Regions from separate parts of the Homo sapiens genome. Here region 2 is linked to region 1. A link is a contact called in ENCODE POLR2A ChIA-PET data. All regions are on one chromosome and are shown on one strand. Each heading gives the region's core, a stretch centred on a gene start or an enhancer-like site at or near the end of the contact. The rest is flanking DNA. Distances are from core to core; before and after follow the strand shown. Region 1 holds the start of COXFA4 (cytochrome c oxidase associated subunit FA4). Region 2 holds the start of SP4 (Sp4 transcription factor).

Evidence for each region. ChIA-PET counts read pairs that join two places held with the same protein, here RNA polymerase II (POLR2A).
Region 2: POLR2A ChIA-PET joins it to region 1 with 7 read pairs in CD4-positive, alpha-beta T cell. The contact joins the promoter of SP4 here to the promoter of COXFA4 in region 1. POLR2A ChIA-PET finds 5 or more read pairs at or near these places in 2 of 52 experiments (CD4-positive, alpha-beta T cell and naive thymus-derived CD4-positive, alpha-beta T cell).

Annotation. Positions count from the first base shown.
Region 1 is chr7:10,936,283-10,943,921 of GRCh38, forward strand. It overlaps COXFA4 (cytochrome c oxidase associated subunit FA4), which reads right to left and starts at 3,871. Exons shown (of 4, transcript NM_002489.4): 1 at 3,734-3,871; 2 at 2,526-2,614; 3 at 1,808-1,865. The coding sequence starts at 3,775. LOC107986767 (a long non-coding RNA gene) reads left to right here and starts at 3,974. Exons shown (of 3, transcript XR_001745091.3): 1 at 3,974-4,449. RefSeq lists enhancers at 3,854-4,123, 4,008-4,928 and a silencer at 4,154-4,403.
Region 2 is chr7:21,424,480-21,432,118 of GRCh38, forward strand. SP4 (Sp4 transcription factor) reads left to right here and starts at 3,604. Exons shown (of 6, transcript NM_003112.5): 1 at 3,604-3,779; 2 at 4,198-4,313; 3 at 4,810-6,364. The coding sequence starts at 3,773. RefSeq lists silencers at 2,538-2,927, 3,308-3,897.

The DNA of each region.
Region 1 (7,639 bases), core at 2,621-5,120:
TACAGCAACATTTCATTTTCGGTTCCCAAGGCCTCATATTGGCATGTGTTGTGATATTTCAGAACATTAGTAGACTGGCTGCATTATCGGAATCATCTGTTACACTTTTTGAACTACACATACCCATAGATTCCAATACGCTCTTTGGTGGAAGAATCAAAGCCTGCTAGTTTTTTTGTTTGTTTGTTTACTTTTTAAAAGTTTCTTGTATGTGGAATTATTTTCTCTGGAATGGACTTAGTTTAAACAAATTCATAAACAATGTCATAAGACATAAAAACAAATCAGGATGCCCGTTTATCTTTTTAGAGGCAAAATATAACACAGATGAGATCGATGTTTCAGCTTAGCCATTGCATTTTTATTTTCTTCTTGTAAGGAGATTTACTGAAGGATTTAGAAGCCAAATTATAATCAGGTTAAGGGGAAAACGTGAAATCCACAAAGGGTGATGTTAAAAGTTGCTATCAGGCTGCGGGCACAGTGGCTCACGTCTGTAATACCAGCACTGGGGGGTTGAGACAGACGGATCAACTTGAAGCCAGGGGTTCAAGACCAGCCTGGCCAACACGGCAAAACCCCATCTCTACTAAAAACACAAAAAATCAGCTGGGTGTGGTTGTGCGTGCCATAGTTCCAGCTACTCAGGAGAGTGAGGCAAGAGAATCACTTGAGCCTGGGAAGTGGAGGCTGTAGTGAGCCAAGATAATGGCACTGCACTCCAGCCTGGGCGACAGAGTGAGACTCTGTCTCCAACAACAACAACAAAAAAACGTTGCTATGAGTAATAATCCATCATAGATGTACACCTGTCAAGCAGTGCTGGACACACACTGATCGGGGACCCTGTTCTTCAGAGTGATAAATCAAACAGCCAGTTACTCTCTTTTGATGAAATGGCTTGATATTATGGAAAGTGCATTGAGTGAGTTATAAACTTTAAACACGTCAACTGTATGGTATGTGAATGGTATGGTATCTTAATGAAGCCGCCCTTGGTTTTTTGGGTTTTTTTTTTTAGACAGAGTCTGGTTCTGTTGCCCAGGTTGGAGTGCAGTGGCGTGATCCTGGCTCACTGCAACCTCCACCTCCCAGGTTCAAGCGATTCTCCTGCCTCAGCCTCCCGAGCAGCTGTGATTACAGGTACCTACTACCATGCCCAGCTAATTTTTGTATTTTTAGTAGAGATGGGGTTTCACCATATTGGCCAGGCTGATTTCCAGCTCCTGATCTCAAGTGATCTGCCCGCCTCAGCCTCCCAAAGTGCTGGGATTACAGGCATAAGCCACCGTGCCTGGCCTGCCCTTGGTTTTGATGCTGTGCAGGGTCTTTGTATGCAAAATTTTTTACACATAAGGAAGGTTATGTTTGGGGAATCAATAAATGGTCTCAGTCCATGAAATCATTCTCTAGAAGAGTAGTTCCACAGACTACTCTAAATTCTCATGCCCCACAAAAGACCAGCTGAATCAGAATCTCTGGGGATAAGGCTGAAGAATCTGTGTTTCAACAAGCTCTATGTATAATGAAGTTTGAGAACACTGTGTTAGACTACCTAAGAACTAAGAAAATGGTAAATGATAGCTATACTATTTTTCCTTCTTTTCTTATACTAGCAATTAAATACCTAGCAAAAAATATTTATTAGAGCAATATACCATTTTCATTTCACAGAACTACCTAACAGCTCTTTAAAGTTCAATATAATGGAATTTTACTCGTATATCCAGTTTCAAGAAAACCCACCCCATGACAAAACTTATTACAACACAATTTCTAACAACTTTAAAACAATTTTGTAGTTTACCTTGTATTGATCATTGGGACCCAGTTTGTTCCAGGGCTCTGGGTTATTTCTGTCCCAACTAAAAGAAATAAAACATTACGACTGTTATAATAATAAAGCACTATTTAGTGTTTTGTACTAAGAATACATTTTTGAACAGATCAATCTTATTTTCTATTAGATGAGGTATGGTGTTATTTCATTATGAAGTTGAAACAGGTAGAGGATCTATAATAAGCAATCTCATGTAATCAATTAGAAAAAAGGTAGAACACAGAATCCCTATCACAAGATACTTTTTATCTGGCTTTCACAAAACCTTTCCATTTAATTAATAAAGTGATATACAGAAAAGTGCATAGAATAATGATGAATCAATCTTTTGATTGTCTATTGTTTTTCAACTGCAAATGTGCAAGTGAAGGCAAAAAACATTTACATGTGCCGAGAACCATGATTATTTTATAAAAACAATTATTTTTATGTCAATCCTCAAAACATTACAAGATTTGGTATTAGCAGTTCTACTTTACCAAAGAGAAAACGAGACTCAGAGAAATTAGATAATTTCATGAACCAAAAAAAGTAAATGAAAACAGCAGATTTGAGATCTGAACTTATTGTATGACTGTAAATGTAACATTCTTTCTACTACCCTAATGTTATCGCCCTACAGAGACTGTGGCTCCTAAACTGCCTTGATCAGCTATCAAAGTTTTAAACATTTTTAAGTACTTACCAAACATCTGGATTGAACAATGCCAGACGCAAGAGATACAGTGTTGCTCCAGTAGCTCCAGTTCCAATAAATACAAAGAGGGGGATCAACTAAACCAAACACAAAATAGAATAACCATCTTCAAATACTTAAAACACTGGCCAACGAGAGATTACAGTAGTTTCTGCACATTGATTTCCAAGTCTCAAACTGTTATTGGACTGTTTTGTCTTAAAATTTAAATAAAGTAGATCTTACATTGAGGTAAGATTTCTTATAACTGTGTTCTAAAGAAAGAAATGGAATTTGGAAAGGATGTTAAGATGACTCTGGTTTAAGTGTCTTACTTTTTAATGTGGAGCAAATTATAGGTACATTTTTAAATTTCCAAGAAAATGTATCGAGTCTTCTTCACCTCTCTAATATTTACATGTCATTCCCATTAAATTTTCTGGCTTCCTTTATCCTGGGGCTTGAAAAACAAATTCTTTGCAAATTATTTAAGGGTGCCTCTATAAAGATGTATGAAAAATAGAATCTGAATAAGTAAACGTATCTATTACAAATACTGGCTTTAAGCATTATCTCTGAAAACGTAATGCTACCAATGCTTGCTGCGTATTTAGGGAACCGGATTTAAGACAGATTAAAGATTGCATAGACTTTTAGCTCTACAGCACATTGATGTGCTGAGGAAAAATGAGATGCCAAAGAACTTAACTGCAATTTCCACACTTCGAAATTTTCCCAAAAGCAACGACGTCCAGACAAAGTGAGGATTCCAAGATCACGGACCCCTCTTATTTACCAAAAGGCCTGGTGGTGCAATGCGGCGAATACAAGAACCTCCAGAGATGGTATAACACATAGGGAACCTGACCTATGCTAGTCTCTGACCCACACAGCGCACATCTATCCCTCCTGGACCGCACAACCTGCAAAAGAGAGCGGCCACCAGACTGTTCCAATATTCACTAACTAGAAAAAACTAGGTTTTTTTTCCGAGCAGTGTCCGTCTCCTTCCTCCTGTCAGACAAAACCCCACAATGCATGGCGTAGAGGGTCACAGAGGCCTGGGACAACTAAGATGACAAACACTAGGCGAGGCAGGGTCTGGTCTGACGGACGGTAAGTGGCTGTAAATGAGGACGTTCCCAGGGAACAGAAAGAGGCGCACCCCGACGCAAGAAGGACAAGGGAAAACATTAGGAGAGCGGTCACGAACTTACGCTCGGATGCTTCTTGGCCTGACCGATGATCTGGCGGAGCATGTTTGCGGCAGAGGTCTCCGACTGGAAAGGAGAGAACCGACCTAGCCACCAGGCCCTAAGCTAAAAATTATCTGCAATGAGACACTACGGACTTCCAAAGTCACCCAGGACCTCCTACCTGAAGGACCCTTGGCTGGGAGGGCAGCTTGCGGCAGGAGGGCCCGGATGCGACTGTCTTTAATAGTGCCTGCTTAGATCTAACCCCTCATATGTTCGTCCTGACCTGGTCGGACCATCATCATTCCACTTCATAGTGAAATGCCTTCATTGCCGTGCCATGCATATTTCTGAGGGGAATTTTTTTGGTCGAAACGAGGACTCTTCGATTGACCAGACAGGCACTTTCCAAGGGTGCCACGTACTGAGGAATGCGGTCGGAGCGTGGGCGCACGGGCCGCGCGCTCCGTGAGTAGGGGGCCTCTCCCGCGGCGCCTGAGAGCCGGGTCCGCGCGCAGAGGCCCTGGGGGCGCGCGTGCCGGGTGCGCGCTGGCCAGCTGTGACTGCCGCTGAGGGAGCTGCGCGGCGCCTCTGGGAGCCGAGCGCCGGGCGCCTGGAGGGCAGGTCGGGCCTCTTGCCGCTAAGGTCAGCGGCTGCGGTTTGAGAAGACTGCAGCTGCTTCCTGTGTTACGCTGTCGCAGACAAGCAGAAGTTAAAAACTAGTAAATGACTTAAAGGTGATAATAGTCCTGGCAGTGTATTTCTGAACCCTCAGATCCTGGCCCTCGGTTGAAAGTTCGTCGCCACAAAGACCTTTCCAACACGCCACTATCCCCCGTCCCTGGTCCCAAATTGCATCTTTAAAATGTGTTTTCAATGGTCGTGTAGCTACAGATAATCTTTCCCACTACCCCAGTCGAATTTTCATTTGTCTTTTGTTTTGTTTTCTTCGTTGTTTTTTTTACCCGAAGGACTTCCATAGGACAGGCTTTGCGGGGGAGGGTGGGGGGATTGGGATAAAATGTACACTCTGAACCCTCTCCAATCTCATACGTAGCTTAAAGCATTAATCAAATGATCAAGCAAGTATTAATAATTGGGACTAGAAATCATAGGAGAAGGCTCCACCGGAAGTTACACTAGCTCTGAAGGAGGAGCGGACATTAACCAGGTGAAAACGGAGGATGCAGGTGTACAGGGCGGAGGTAATAACACGTGAAGGTCTGAAGCTATTGAAAACCCGAGGGAGCTGTATGAGGTCTAGTGTGGCTGGAAAGTAAAAGGGAGAGCAAGGTGGGGATCAGATCTGCTGGGCCAATAACCGCTTAAACATCATGGGTTTTATGTTGAGAGCTTGGGAAGGTTGTGTTTTTAAATGATTGCTTTGTGAATAATTGATTAGAAGGGATAAGCGTGAGAGGGGAAAGACCTATCAAGGGGCCATTGCAATAGTCCATAATCTGTGTGACAGATAATGGTAGCTTGAACTAGTGTAGAGAATGTAATGATGAGAAAAAAAGATTCCAGAGATGTTTAGAAGGTGGCACCAACAGGACTTGGTGGTTGGCTCTCCAGGAGTGAGGAGAGAGAAGTTAAGAATAATTTCAGAGGTTCAGTTTTGAGCAGCTCTGTGGTTGTTGATGCCAGTTATTGAAATAAGCCGTAGAGAATGATGTATAAGTGCCTATGTAAAATTCAAGTGGATCTCTATGGGGCAGAAGAGAACTACACTATAAGTATAAATTTAGGACTCAGTTTACTGATAAGAAATGAACCCATGTGACTGAATGAGATTACTTAGGGAGAGAAAGTTGACTGAGAATTTAGACAGAGGACACAGAGCCGAGGAATTCCAACATGCAATGCTTAGAAGAGGAGGTATGGCCAGTAGGTAGGAAAAAAAAAATAGATGGTAACTGTTAAGGTGATATGTCATGAAGCTTATCAAGACTGGTGTCTTTTTTCATTCATTCAGCAAATCTTTCTTAAGTACCTACTCTCCACTAGGCACTGTTCTAGCCACTAGAGTTATAGCAGTGAACAAGAAAATTACTCTGCGTTGCTAATGGAGCTTACATACTAATTGAGGAAGACAAACAATAAACAAATGAGATAATTTTTAGACAGTGACAAGCCAATAAAATAGAATAATGAGACAGACAATGACATGGAAGAGGTGGAGGAGAGGAGGTTACTTTAAGTAGACAGGACAGGGAAGGTCCGTCTGAGGATTTCTGAGTTGAAACCTAAATGAAAGGAAGGAAGTAACCTGGTAAAGATGTGGGAAGAACACTAAATTAGTAAGAGAAATGGCTTTGAGATTTAAAAAAAGAAGAAGAAGAAGAAGAGTGCTTAAAAAAGTATCAGTGTGGTTGATCCATAACTAAGGAGAAAAAGAGGAAAATGAGAGCAAACAGTGGAGTCTGTAAAGTCTATGTCCAATTCTCTGACATGGACCTTATAGGCTATGGTAAGGAGCATGGCTGTGTTAAAAGATCAGCACAAAAACATGGAAAATACTTAGAAGTGAACAAAGAAACCTTAGTGAGTGTAGATAGGCTTTCAGCAAATAAATTAGAAGAAGGGAGACCTCTTCTTCCAATATTTTATTTTGAATAATAACAGTTGATAATAAGTAGGTATGTAGAAATGCCATTATTAAAAAGAAACTAAAATCCAGTGACTTAACTTTTTTTCTTTTTGAGACGGAGTCTCACTCTGTCGCCCAGGCTGGAATGCAGTGGCGCGAGACTTAACTTTTTTTTGTCATTGACCTAGCTTCTAGAGACAACAATAATATAGATAGCTAAGTGATGCCTTTATTTATTTATTTTTGTTTGTTTATTTTTTTGAGATGGAGTCTCGCTCTGTGGCCCAACCTGGAGTGTGGTGGCACGATCTCGGCTCACTGCAACCTCTGCCTCCCAGGTTCAAGCGATTCTCCTGCCTCAGCCTCCCCAATAGCTGGGACTACAGGCACATGCCACCACACCCGGTTAATTTTTTGTATTTTTAGTAGAGATGGGGTTTCACCGTGTTAGTCAGGATGGTCTCGATCTCTGGACCTCGTGATCTGCCCACCTCGGCCTCCCAAAGTGCTGGGATTACAGGTGTGAGCCACCGCACCTGGCCTAAGTGATGCCTTTAGAGATGTTAACAAAGCAAGGTTACAAATATAAATTTCATTAAATATTAACCAAAATGTCAAATTGTGAAAGTTTAAATTTTGCACATTGAAGTTAGTGGAAAGAGTATGTCACCTATATTTTAAGTAGGGACAGGTAGAGGTGACAGTCTGGAAAAAGAAGCCATGGTAGAAGAAACAACGCAAAATTCCTGAGCTGCAGAAGTGGAATTGGTATGTGTTGTAGATTAAATTGTATGCAGATAGCTTCAGCCTCTACCTAGAAGGAGATATCACTTGCCTCATGAGGGTCAAGCTTAATAAGAAGACTTGCCTTATTAGCAAATGCGAAGTGAGAAGTAGCACATGCCATGCACAAGCAAAAACTTTAAGAGCCAACATGTGCCATGTTGTCAGTTTTCCCTCTGCCACAAGACTAGCAATATTCTAGATACAGCCTGCTTATCAGCTTAGGTGTCAGGGTAAGAACTACCTGGAACAGAGCCACTACTGACCTGCAGTGTACATGTATTAAGAATGAGAAATAGGCTGGGCCTGGTGGCTCATGCCCGTAATCCCAGCACTTTGGGAGGCTGAGGCAGGTGGATCACCTGAAGTCAGGAGTGCAAGACCAGCCTGGCCAACATGGTAAAACTCTGTCTCAACTAAAAATACAGAAAAATTAGCTGGGCATGGTGGCGGGTGTCTGTAATCCTAGCTACTTCGGGAGGCTGAGGCAGGAGGATCGCTTGAACCGGGAGGCGGAGGTTGCAGTGAGCCGAGATCATGCCGTTGCACTCCAG
Region 2 (7,639 bases), core at 2,354-4,853, about 10 Mb after region 1:
TTTTTAGACTGCTTCCTCAGGGAAAAGACCACCCTCGCAGGCCTGAGGCCGAGTATTTTGTTGAATTTATATTTACAATGTTGAAGAAAAAAATAATTCAGGATACTTGTTAAAGACAGCAATAAAGACTTTAGTCAAGGAGAGACTATCCAATGGGGTCTTGCAGTGGGAGAGAGAGATTGGGCTCAACTATGAATACAAAGACAACTAGAGATCTGAAGCCAAGGAGCAGGATGGAGTCAGTGGATGGAAAATTACTAAGGGGAAATTTCCAGAATAAAGGAGGATTCTGGCTAAACCAATTTAATGGGGTTATTGCTGAAGGCAGGCCAGGGTGCTAAGATATCGAGAACAGGGGATAAGGAATTTGATGAGATACCAAGTATGGTCAAATATTAAGGGTGAGGCGTTTTTACCCAACCAACCCAGCAGGATTCTTGCTAAAACTGGACTAAATGAACAAAGCCACTAAACTAAGGACAGAGTTCCAGGTCAGGACCTAGTCAGAAAGAGGACTTAGAATAACCAGATTAAAGTTTGGTCAAAGGAGAGAGTCTTTGTCAATATTACCTCCCTAGCAAAACTCGCTTTCCACCGGGTATCACACTGAGGACTTTTGGTTGTTATCTTCAAATAGAAGAGAGCAGAGGAAGGAAAAGCAAGCTCTTTCCTGATTCTTCTAAGGTCACCAATCTCATTCATGAGGACTCCAAATTTAATCCTAATTATCTCCCAGAGACCCTACCTTCTAATTTCTAATACCATCACACTAAGGGGTAGAATTTTTCCTTCCTTCCTTCCTCCCTCCCTTTCCCCTCTCTCCCTTTTTTTTTCTTTCTTTTTTTTTTTTTTTTTTTTGACACAGTCCCACTCTGTTGCCCAGGTTGGAGTGCACTGGTGCCATCTTGGCCCAATGCAACCTCCGCCTTCTGGGCTCAAGTGATCCTCCCGCCTCAGCCTCACAAGAAGCTGGGACTACAGGACAGCGCCACCACGTCGGCTAATTTTTGTAGAGCCTGGGTTTCACCATGTTGCCTAAACTGGTCTGGAACTGCTGGGCTCAAGTGATCCGCCCGCCTTGGCCTCCCAAAGAGCTGGGATAACAGGAGTGAGCCGCGCCCCGTGTAGAATTTCAACACATGAATGGGGAAGGGGGCAGAGAACACAAACATTCAGTCCATAACAGCCAGGGACTAGAAGACTTTGGTCCACCATAAAAAGCAGGACTTATGTTTCATGGATACCAGTATTCCCACTTATCTATAGGGTGGAGAATATTTAGGACTTTGCAGATTCATACTGATGGTAAGCATTATTATTATTATTATATATTTTTTGAGACGGAGTCTTGCACTGTCGCCCGGGGTTGGAGTGCAATGGCGTGATCTCAGCTCACTGCAACCTCCACCTCCCGGGTTCACGCGATTCTCCTGCCTCAGCCTCGCGAGTAGCTGGGATTACAGGCGCACACCACCACACCTGGCTAATTTTTTGTATTTTTAGTAGAGACAAGGTTTCACTATGTTGGCCAGACTGGTCGCAAACTCCTGACCCCCTGATCCACCCGCCTCGGCCTCCCGAAGCATTATTTTTAATCTATGGTTCAGAGTCAGTGACATTGCCTCTCTGAAGCAGGTTTTCCAAACGAAAACGACAATGAAAGCCCCAATTCATAAGACTGCAAAATGTCTTCATTTATCTTGGTGAACTGGGAGGAGGAGGGGACCTGAGGATAGAGACAGTATATACGTAAATGTAAGAAGCACTTTTGAGCTTTCTATATTGTACACGATGGGGAAAAAGCACGTTGTTCAGGGATCTCTGGCTCATTGTATAAGATGGGGTAGACAATACCATGTAATTCTTTATTCGAATTGCTTTGTCTTGCTGCATGGCTTTGTCATCAGCTGATTTTGCAATTACCTTAACAAGCAAAGGAAATGCCAGTCAAGTTCAGCATCTGGGACCTCCTCACCATTGCAACATGTCAGGCCTCAGGCAGGAGACAAAAATGCCCAAGGCTGAGTGTGAAGCCCAGGTAAGAAGTGAGACAATGGCTTTGAGCCTGGGGTGTAAGCATGCCTTGTTCCCAAGGCCAGTATTTACATGTGGGGTCACTTCCACCTTTGGTACAGTTAATCAGGCGCTGATTACGTTCCATGGCATCATCCTGACTTCAGGACTTTGTAGGAAAGCTGAGGCAGGACACTGCTCAAGTGCATTTGACAGTAAGATGCTTTGTGCAGCCAGATGTTAATTCCACTTGCCCTTACGCTTGCTTACGCTACACCGTAAGCGGGGCTGACCCTTATGGAGCTGGGCTTTTCTTCGCCCGGAGACTCTTGTCAGATAAGGCTTAGAACTCCGCCAACCACTTAGGCTTTTAGGCAAAACGCGATGCAACCCTTCTTAGAAGGCGGGTCACTGCTCTGCACCAGCTGCCAGCCAGAGAGACAACAAATAAAAATGGAAGATCCTTCTCCGTGAGAAAACAGGCCTCGGACTCAAAGCAGGGGGCCTGAGGGGAAGGTGAGCAAAGAAAGGCAAGGCGAGGGCGCTGCTTCAAGAAGCCGGGTTCATTCAAACCCCGAGGACAGCAAACCCCGCCTCCCCACGCCGCCGCCCGCTCAATCGCCGAGCGCTCCGGGTGTGAGCTCGCCCCGCGGGGAGCGGCTTGGAGCCGAGGAGGCGGCGGCAGAGGTGGTTTGGGCAGCCCCGCGCGGCGGATAGGCCCAGGCAAACAACACCCATTCCCCCTCCTCCTCGCTCAGTTCAACTCCCACTCGGCCCCGGCCACGCCCTGCCGCCACCGCCCCCTCGGGCAGCTTTCCGCTCGGCAGCCAGGCCTCGGTCGGGGGCGGGAGAGAGGCGGTGCCTCGAAGAAGGCACCGCGACCGCCGGAAACTACGAGTACCGACAGCCTTCGCGGTAGTGCCCCACCCCCTTTCTCCCACCACTCAGCGCGCGTCACCCTGGGCTCAGCCAATGGAGACAGAGCCAGGGAAAAAGGGCGCCCGGGTCCGGATGCGCCTCAGGAAAGCCATGCTCCCTGCGCGGGGGCAGCGGGCAGTTCACCCAGCGCGCCGACCTGTTGGTGGTCCGCGCGCGCCCACGTCCGCCGCTCTCGCTTGCCTGGATCAAGGGCCCTACTTTTTTCTTTAGTGGCAATTGGAGGGATTGCTGGAGGGGGTTTTTGAGTGGAGGGCGCTGGGAAATGAGTAGGGGGCGGGATATCCTGAGACAACAAGTTTGGCTGTATGGAGGGCCTACCGGCAGCGCTCCTGAGCTAGAACGCCGAGAGAAAGAGCGCCAGAGGAGCCAGGGAGGAGGAGAAGAGCTGCTAAAGGAATAACCCCGAGAAAGGGGGTGGAGAGGAGGCGGCCCCAGCGCCCCGGCCCCCGGCAGGTCGGCGGCCAATCCGCTGGGGGAAGGGGTGGAGAGTCGGAGGCTCCGGCGGAGAGAGGCCGAGGGGGGTGGGGAGTCGGCCAGGCTCGCACCGCCCTGGCCCCGCCCCCGACCCGCGCCGCCGCCCGCGCCGCGCGCCGCCGCTGTCAATCAAGGGCGAGTCAGCCGGGCTCGGGCGGAGAGAGGAGCTGCTACGCCACAGCCCAGCGGCGGCCATTCGCGGAAAAAGAGGCAGAGCCTGTGCCAGCTACAGCCTCCTCCGAGCCACCGCGGGCGGGCGGGACCGGCCTCTCCTCCCGCCTCGCCCCCACCCCCACCCACCTCTATCCCAGTGTCTCCGTCTGAGGGTTTGTCCTGTTAATGCGGGATGAGCGGTACGTATTCTCCACCCCCCTCAGTCTCCTTCGCCGCCTCCCTCTCTCCCTCCCTCCCCAGACCCTGCTCGGTTCTCCCCCCTCCCCCGGGGCCGCTGAGATGCTTTAAGGGGAGGAGGAGAGGGCGGGAGGGAATCGGGGAGGGAAGGAGGGTTGTGTTTTGTCTTAATGTCTGAGAGAGAACAACCTCCTTCTGGGTGTTGCTCTGGAGCCGATGGGTCGGGTTTCAAACCACGTTTTGTGATATCCCCCTCCTCCCTTCCCTCCTTCTCCCCCACCCCCTGCCGGTGTGCGTGGATCGCGGGTTTATGGAGATTAATGTTCGGGGGGAGGGGGGAGAAGAGGAGAGGAAGAAGACGAATAATAATAATCCTAATAACCTGTTGTCGTGTGTGTGTGGTGGGGGGGTTTGTTGCAGATCAGAAGAAGGAGGAGGAGGAGGAGGCGGCAGCGGCAGCGGCGATGGCTACAGAAGGAGGGAAAACCTCTGAGCCAGAGAATAACAATAAAAAACCCAAAACCTCAGGCTCCCAGGTAAAAGCAAACAAATTAAAAAAATTCATCACGACACATTAGGAGAGAGAGGGAGTTATGCCCTTTGAATGTCCAGAAGTAACAGAATAAAATGTTTATCCACTCAAAGCATCTTTCTGAGAGTGTGGAACTTAAATTGTAAATTCATCAAGTTTTCACCTCTTTGAGGGTATAACGCTGTTTAAAATTACATCAGGAATTCAGACTATAAGAAAACGGTGTGTGTGTTCCCAAGGGCATTTTGAGTTTAGGAACATAACACTTTACAAAGTTGTAAAGAAATTTCCTTTTATTTAAACTTGATATTATAGGACTTGCTTCCTTATTCATATAGTTCTTATCTACTTTTGTTCGTATTTCTTTTTGATTTCTGCTGCTTCCTAAATTGTTATGTAGAGCTGTCAAAATAAGTAACCCCCTGGCAACTACTGGCCTCCACTAAATCCGCCCACTTTTTTTCCCCCCCCCCTCTCCTTTACCGTCCCATTTTGGGTAGGACTCTCAGCCCTCTCCTCTGGCTTTACTGGCAGCTACTTGCAGCAAAATAGGGACTCCTGGTGAAAATCAAGCAACTGGACAACAACAAATTATTATAGATCCAAGTCAAGGATTGGTGCAACTTCAAAATCAACCACAACAGCTAGAACTGGTAACAACGCAACTTGCTGGAAACGCTTGGCAACTTGTTGCCTCCACTCCTCCTGCTTCAAAAGAGAATAACGTTTCTCAACCAGCCTCTAGTTCGTCTAGTTCTTCCAGCAGTAATAACGGGAGTGCATCTCCTACAAAAACTAAATCAGGTAATTCTTCCACCCCTGGTCAATTTCAAGTCATACAAGTACAAAATCCAAGTGGTAGTGTACAGTACCAAGTAATTCCACAACTTCAGACAGTGGAAGGTCAACAAATTCAAATCAATCCAACTAGTAGTTCATCTCTACAGGATTTGCAGGGTCAAATTCAGCTCATTTCTGCAGGTAATAATCAAGCTATACTCACAGCTGCTAACAGGACAGCTTCTGGGAATATTCTTGCTCAAAACCTGGCAAATCAGACAGTTCCGGTCCAAATTAGACCTGGTGTTTCAATACCACTGCAGTTACAGACTCTTCCTGGTACTCAGGCTCAAGTTGTAACAACCCTACCAATTAACATTGGAGGAGTGACTCTAGCTTTGCCAGTGATAAACAACGTGGCTGCCGGAGGAGGGACTGGGCAGGTTGGCCAGCCTGCTGCTACTGCTGATAGTGGGACTTCCAATGGGAATCAATTAGTTTCCACACCCACCAACACCACTACTTCTGCCAGTACTATGCCAGAATCTCCCTCCTCCTCCACTACCTGCACAACCACTGCTTCAACGTCTTTGACAAGCAGTGACACATTAGTGAGCTCAGCAGATACTGGCCAGTATGCAAGCACATCAGCCAGTAGTTCTGAACGCACCATTGAAGAATCTCAAACACCTGCTGCTACTGAGTCTGAAGCCCAGAGCTCCAGTCAGCTTCAGCCTAATGGAATGCAGAATGCACAGGATCAATCAAATTCTCTTCAGCAGGTGCAAATTGTAGGCCAACCTATCTTACAGCAGATCCAGATCCAACAGCCTCAGCAACAGATCATTCAGGCTATTCCACCACAGTCGTTTCAACTCCAGTCAGGGCAGACGATTCAGACCATCCAGCAGCAGCCTTTACAGAATGTTCAACTTCAAGCAGTAAATCCGACTCAGGTGCTTATCAGGGCTCCAACTTTAACACCTTCAGGGCAAATCAGTTGGCAAACTGTACAGGTTCAGAATATTCAGAGTCTTTCAAATTTGCAAGTTCAGAATGCTGGGTTATCCCAACAATTAACCATCACCCCAGTGTCTTCAAGTGGTGGCACAACTCTTGCTCAGATTGCTCCTGTGGCTGTTGCTGGTGCCCCAATAACTTTGAATACTGCCCAGCTTGCATCAGTGCCTAACCTTCAGACAGTGAGCGTTGCCAACCTGGGTGCTGCAGGTGTTCAAGTGCAGGGAGTTCCCGTTACAATCACTAGTGTTGCAGGTAAGTTCTGACATCTTTTTAAGTACCTTTTAAATAGTTTTTCATAACAATTATTGCTTTTCTCTCCTAATTCTAAGGTTTGACGTAGACCTCTGAAGTAAACACACAATCATAAGGAACCAGAAATAGCAATATTATACTAACAAACATAGCTCTGTAGTAATCAATGTGACATGTTCACTTTTGTAGATTTTATAATAATGTGTTAAATTTGTTAGTTTTTTAAAAAGTATTGTTTTATGGGACAGAGCTTTCTGATTAGAATCATAATTGCCTTCTGTAATTTAGTGGTCTTATTTGAGTACATTCCAGCTCTTCAGAAAGAACCCTAGTCGAAATGATATTTATCTCTTCTTTGAGGGAAAGTAGTTTTAAACTGAATTGGTATATATAATTGTGAGTCTGTTGAACTTTTAATTCTGTGGTGTAATAAGGCTAACTTTTTTTTAGTGGAAGTTATTTCTCAAGCTTCAGCATCTTGTCGCCCATGCTTTTGTGTTTTATTACACTGGTTTTAAACTAGATACTGATGCAGTTGAGAGATAATTTTAAGTTGTAAATTGTTTGGTTAACTTTTATGCCTACTTTTATGCTACTATCAGGATTTGAATGAATAATCCTTCATTTATAAAATTATATTTAATTAAATCATGGTCATTGTGTGATTTGTAGATGTTTAATGTAAGGTTGGTGGAAAGCAATGAAAAATGTTGACAGTAAAATGTCACTAATTTGAATTAATTGTGGTAAAGTTATTTTTAAACCTATTGTAAAAGCAGTTGTTATTTGTTATGCATATAAATAGCTCCTTCTGAAGTACTTGGGAAGTAGTTTTAATCTTTTTTGGACCAGTCTTATTGTACCTAATAACTTTTGTTTTCTAGTAATTAAACCCTTTTCATTGATTCTGATTTGATGAAAACCTCGTTGTGTTTTAGTGCCTTTGATACTTCCAGACCTTGTTAGTTAAATATTTCTATTTTGATAATGTGGGATAAATAAGTTTATCACTTTTGAATGATCTTTCTTGAAACAAGTTGCAGAAAAATTACGCTAGGGTTCTTCTTTTATGGTTAATACCTGAAGTAGGCATATATATGTAAAATTGTAAATTGCCAGATAAAGCCTTCTGATTCAGGAGAACCGAGATTATATTTTTTATCTAGATACCAGTGCTTCTAGGCCAGCGCTATCCAGCAGAACTGTCTGTGATGTTGGAAATGTTTATGTTTTCTATCTACCTAGCTACATGTGGCTGTTAAGCAGTTAAATGTG